Regions from separate parts of the Mus musculus genome. Here region 1 is linked to region 2. Evidence: chromatin loops called from intact Hi-C (ENCODE). Cell type or tissue: heart. All regions are shown on one strand. Each heading gives the region's core, and the rest is flanking DNA. Links, peaks and the distances in the headings are about the cores only.

Region 1 (2,900 bases), core at 274-2,773, 50 kb after region 2:
TGAAGTGAGTTTCCTCGCCAGAGCCCGGGCTGGACAAGCAGCGACACACATCGCAGAGCGCAGCGCCGGCTCGGGGCCGGGAGAGCGCAGCGCAGGGCGCAGCCCGAGGCAGACACCGCGCACCGCGGGGACACTCCCGCAGTCTGTCCTGCTCTTCTAGCCCCATCACGGCTCCGCTGCGGGCCACCCAGGATTATTCGCTTCTGGCTCCCGGCGGCGAGAAAGCGCGCGGGGCTCCCGCGTCCGCCGCGCCAGCTCCTCCTCCAGCTGCTCCCGCTCCCCGGGCGAGCGCGCAGCCCCGAGCCCGCCCCGCGCATCTCGGAGCCCTCCCCCCGCTGCTCCCATGCGCGCGGGTGGGTCATGAGCACAGCGCCCTCGCTTTCTGCCCTAAGAAGCAGTAAGCACAGCGGCGGCGGCGGCGGCGGCGGCGGCGGCGGCGGCAGCGGCGGCGGCAGCGCGGACCCTGCCTGGACCAGCGCGCTTTCTGGAAATTGCTCCGGCCACGGCCCAGGCTCCTCCCCGGCCGGCAGCACCAAGCCTTTTGTGCACGCTGTGCCCCCCTCTGACCCCCTGCGCCAGGCTAACCGCCTGCCCATCAAGGTGCTGAAGATGCTGACGGCACGGACTGGCCACATTTTGCACCCAGAGTATTTGCAACCCCTGCCTTCCACGCCCGTCAGCCCCATCGAGGTAAGGACCTTCTCTCGGGGTCAAGCTGAGTCCCCTACCAGGGCTGCCTTCCTGTGGGGTTTCTTTCCCCCCTGGGATCTGGGGCTCTCGGAGTGGGGGTGGGGGCAGTCGAAGTGATTCAGCTCCAGGATGGGAGGAAAGGACAGTACTTCCTCAACCTTAGTCAGTAGAGAGCAACGAGATGAAATTGGGTGCAAATTCTAAGGGGCAAAGCCACACAAACTTGTCTCCTTTTTGTATTAAAGTCCCTATGTACCTAGCCCTCCCCCATCGGCCCCTAGGCGGACAAGGGCCTGTATACTGTTCCAAAGTCGCCTTCCTCAGAAGCTAGTATATTTACACAGCCTCGGAGGCGCCAACCACTCAAGCACTCACACTTTAGAATCAAGGAGTGTGTGCTGGGGAAGAGGGTACAATTCTGGATCTAAAGGGATGAAAACCAAAACATTTGCGAGAGATTGTTTCCAAATCTAAGTAGTGACTTAAAGAATTCAGGAAGGATCCTAGAGCGACCAGGGGGTTCTGGCATCTTTCCCAAGGATACGGAGTGGGGTGCCACTTAGAATTGCGCCTGGAAGTTGAAATGCTTTTCGCGGGCTGTTACGAAGGGCACTAGAACCCTAAGTGCAGGTTTCTAAAGGGTTTCTCTCTTTCTCTGTGTGAACCCCTCCCCATCTGACTCCGCAGCTGGACGCCAAGAAGAGCCCACTGGCGCTGCTGGCTCAAACATGTTCGCAGATAGGGAAGCCGGACCCTTCGCCTTCTTCCAAACTCTCCTCGGTCGCCTCCAACGGCGGCGGCGCGGGTGGTGCAGGCAACGGAGCTGGGGGCGACAAGGACGCCAAGTCGGGCCCCTTGAAGCTGAGCGACATCGGCGTGGAGGACAAGTCGAGTTTCAAGCCTTACTCCAAACCCGGTTCAGATAAGAAGGAGCCGGGAGGCGGCGGCGGAGGCGGCGGCGGCGGGGGCGGCGGCGGGGGTGTTGCTGCAGAGAAGTCAGGATTCCGGGTACCGAGCGCCACCTGCCAGCCATTTACGCCCAGGACAGGCAGTCCCAGCTCCAGCGCCTCGGCCTGTTCGCCGGGAGGCATGCTGCCCTCCGCCGGGGGTGGCCCGGAGGGCAAGGACGACAAGAAAGATCCGGAAGCTGGCGGCGGTGGCAGCAGCAAAGGCTCCGGGGGCGCCTCGGCAGACGGGGTACCCGCCGGGCTGGGGCACGGCCGGATTAGCTGCGGCGGCGGAATTAACGTGGACGTGAACCAGCACTCGGAAGGGGGTCCAGGAGGCAAGGCTCTAGGCTCGGACTGTGGCGGCTCTTCCAGCTCAAGCTCGGGTTCGGGCCCCAGCGCGCCCACCTCGTCGTCGGTTTTGGGCTCCGGTCTGGTGGCCCCGGTATCTCCCTACAAACCGGGCCAGACAGTGTTCCCTCTACCCCCTGCGGGCATGACCTACCCAGGCAGCCTGGCTGGGGCCTACGCTGGCTACCCGCCCCAGTTCTTGCCACACGGTGTGGCACTCGACCCCACTAAACCTGGCAGCCTGGTAGGGGCTCAGCTGGCAGCGGCCGCAGCCGGCTCTCTTGGCTGCAGTAAGCCAGCGGGTTCGAGTCCTCTGGCCGGGGCGTCGCCTCCATCAGTGATGACAGCTAGTTTGTGCCGGGACCCATACTGCCTCAGCTACCACTGCGCCAGCCACTTGGCCGGGGCTGCAGCCGCCAGCGCCTCGTGCGCTCATGATCCGGCCGCTGCAGCAGCAGCGCTCAAATCGGGATACCCGCTAGTATACCCCACGCACCCACTGCACGGCGTTCACTCCTCGCTGACGGCTGCGGCCGCTGCGGGCGCCACACCACCCTCCCTAGCCGGCCACCCCCTCTACCCCTACGGTTTCATGCTCCCTAACGACCCGCTCCCCCACATCTGCAACTGGGTGTCTGCTAATGGGCCGTGCGACAAGCGCTTCGCCACTTCCGAAGAGCTGCTGAGCCACTTGCGGACCCATACGGCCTTCCCAGGGACAGACAAACTGCTGTCGGGCTACCCCAGTTCTTCGTCTCTCGCCAGCGCCGCAGCAGCAGCCATGGCTTGTCACATGCACATCCCCACGTCGGGCGCACCGGGCAGCCCAGGGACTCTGGCGCTGCGCAGCCCCCACCACGCACTGGGACTCAGCAGCCGCTACCACCCGTATTCCAAGAGCCCGCTCCCCAC
Region 2 (2,900 bases), core at 124-2,623:
TACACATTTAAGCGTGACACACTCCGTGCGCAGTATCTACAGGATTTCGCAATTATTAATGCGTGACAGTTTCAAATGCTAAGTGAATCAATTAAACAGCAGCATTCACAATCCCGAGAAGAGATAACTGCTTCATAACTACCTAAGACTACAATTTTCACATGACAAAAAAAAGAGCCATTGAGGCGCCTTCAAAACCTGACAGGTCAAGAAAGAAGTTTGAAACAAAAGCACCTTCCAGCCATCATCTCCTCTCTTTACTTGTCAGATCAACTTTGCTGGTGTCTCCCCCAGAAATGCATCACATGCCAGCTGCCACAAGGTGATTTTTCATGTCTTGTCAAAGAAATCTTTTATTCTATTTGCTCTGCATTAACATGTTACATTTATTGATCAAGGGCCTGTTCGGCAGCCGCAGCAGGGCACTGAGCCCCCATGCCTACGGGGCTTTGATGTCCCGGTGACATTCATGCCCGAATAATGCACATACTAAATGGATTTAATGCAGAAATGTGTTTGGGCCTGACAGTTACATTAATAACAGCCCCTCACACTGATAAATATGCAATTGCTACTATTAAGAGTTACCCAATTATGGGGAAAATATTTCTCTACCTTATAAATAAATCCATCAAGGGGGGAGGAAAAGTTTTAACAATGGTGCATTTCCTTAAAAAAGCACTTCCCCAGAAGCAGGAGATGGGCTGGACGGGGGCTGGAAGCCCTTCTTTCGCTCTCGCCTCCAATTGTTTTTAATAACTCTCAAGAATGATTGGGGATTTTTTTTTCCTTCTAAACCTCTTTTGTTGGTCTTCTGCATTGTGCCCATCTCTTGTTTCTGCATAACCAGAGAAAAAGCAGACACCCTGAAGAATGAAGAACAGGGTTCTGTGTATAGTCAAGAGAGCAGCTTACGGGGTATGGGGAGTGGGGTGCACAGCTGATCTCCATAATGACGGGTCTGGGGGAGGAGCCTTTATTTTTTTTTCAACTCTAAAGAAAACCTGCGCGTGTGTTTGTATCTCATTGTAAACCCTAAGTGACCTTGTGCTACAGCATGGATGAGGAAGGGTCCAAAGGAAAAGAGAAAACAGCTGGCATGAAAAGCCTCAGCCAAGGAGAATTTGTCGTTATTAAATTCCTACAATTAAACACAGACACCCAAGCAAAAAGAGGATAATGGCTCCCTTTCATCATCCGGGAACATGGAGCAGCTAAAGCCACCAACAGCCAGTCCCAGAGGAGACGAAAGAGGCTTTCAGATAGGGAGTGTATGGGCGTGTGAGCCCATGTGCAAGTGAACACACACACACACACACACACACACACACACACACACACATACATCTTCTCTCTGACTCAAAAACCAAGGTCCACTGTTCCAGGGCTGGGACAGCAAGGCTGAATAATTTTTCCCATGACCACCACCTTGGATTTGAGCCAACCTGCACAGCCTAAAGGGAGAAGCACTGTAGCCCAGGGTGAGTCCTCTGGGAAGCCTTGCTTCTGAGTCCACCTGGGCCTCCTGGGGCACTGCTGTACTCAGCTTCCCAAACTAGAGCTGGTTTTAAAAGGCGGGAGAAAGAGGGAGGAGAAGTAGTGTGGCTCTAGCTGAGGCCTGGGGCGTCTTGGGGTGCACTAGAAACGCTGTCATAGCTATTTCTACTGGCTGTTAGGGATTTTAACAGGGAAAAGGAAACATTGCTACACAGAAAAGCCAAAGTTTAGAGGTCATTAAAAACAATAATGCAAAAAAAATAAATAAATAGATAAATAAATAAATAGTGCTAGTTTGTATTATAAGAGCAATTCAGAAAAACTACAAAACCAGAGTCAGACCTGGCACATGCAACCCCAACTCTCTGACTGTTCTAAGCATCAGTGCAGCCTTGAGTGAGCATCTGGGCTTCCCTGGGCCTCAGCCACTTTGTGTGTGAGATGTGGGTTCCGATAGTTTCATTTGGAGAACATAGGGCTATAGTAGACACATATGGGAAGTGTTCTTCCCGGCCTTGGAAGGAGTGAGCCCTGCATAACATTAGCTGCTATCTGCTAATAAGAAAAGAAACATAATTGCTGGGATCATGTCTTCAACTCCCCATCCCTAGACTCCCTTGGAGAGGACACCAACCACCTCTCAATGTTTACTGCCCAGTTTGTTTTTACCATGAAGGCTATCTAGGGAGTCATTCTACAAAAGCATCCACAGGTCCTCAGTGGAACACACATTCAGGGGAAGAGGGTTGGTTTTGTTGTTGTTATTGTTGTTGCTATTGTTGTTGTTGTTTCATCCCAGATGAACACTAAGCAAGGCATTTAGCATCCTAGCCTCATGCACTAAACACAGAACAACTACCAAGGCCATCAAGCAACAAACTGCATCCTGCAGCCGCAGGTCTCTGTGGTGGAGAACCTGGTGGCCTGGTTTTATACTTTCCCTAGAAAGTATAAAAGAGTTAAAAGTTCTGCCGGTCTTGCTACCCTGACCACCCTCAAAGCACCAAAGCTCCCTCCCCGACATAACATGAATAGCAATATCACTGACACCTCAAAATCATATCCTGTGAACAGACAAGAAGGCAGAGAGATGGGTAGAGCTAAGAGGCCTCAGGTTCCAGAGGACAAAAACTGTTTCAGTGAAAATAAAAGTTGATGCTTAGAATACCCCCAATTACTATAGGAAATATTGAGGCACAGCTAGTGGGAAGTGCTTCCTGTGTGTTACAGGTCGTCTCTGAGAAAATAAAGCTCAGACGTAGCCTGCATCAGTCACAACTCTCTGTGGCTGCCCACCATTCCCAACCCTGTCTTACCTTCTATGGCCCACGCTCTACCTTCTGTGCTCAGTGGGTAGAAATCCAGGTAGTCAGGAGGACTCACAGATGGAGAGATAGGAAGAA

What was found. Hi-C counts contacts between places; a loop is a spot of excess contacts. Peaks named below come from ENCODE experiments on the same cell type or tissue, not always from the same donor. Only the 100,000 strongest peaks of a DNase experiment are listed, where the experiment ranks them.
Region 1: it touches region 2 in a loop (2.3-fold over the local background); 4 of 42 quality-filtered maps call a loop at or near these places.

The regions. Positions count from the first base shown.
Region 1 is chr14:21,984,994-21,987,893 of GRCm38, reverse strand. It overlaps Zfp503 (zinc finger protein 503), which reads left to right. Exons shown (of 3, transcript NM_145459.3): 2 at 1-690; 3 at 1,378-2,900. The coding sequence starts at 361. Among named protein-coding and RNA genes, the nearest start is that of A330001L22Rik, 3.0 kb to the left of the region's middle. In heart, for the core only: a CTCF peak has its summit at 1,740; DNase peaks (open chromatin) are centred at 643, 993, 1,703 and 2,083; H3K4me3 peaks cover 2,500 bases; H3K27ac peaks cover 2,500 bases; H3K27me3 peaks cover 711 bases.
Region 2 is chr14:22,034,550-22,037,449 of GRCm38, reverse strand. All of the region lies in intron 2 of Lrmda (leucine rich melanocyte differentiation associated), which reads right to left. It overlaps Gm41107 (a long non-coding RNA gene), which reads right to left. Exons shown (of 2, transcript XR_874399.2): 2 at 1-2,900. Among named protein-coding and RNA genes, the nearest start is that of Gm41107, 4.8 kb to the right of the region's middle. In heart, for the core only: no CTCF peak of the experiment used is centred there; a DNase peak (open chromatin) is centred at 1,369.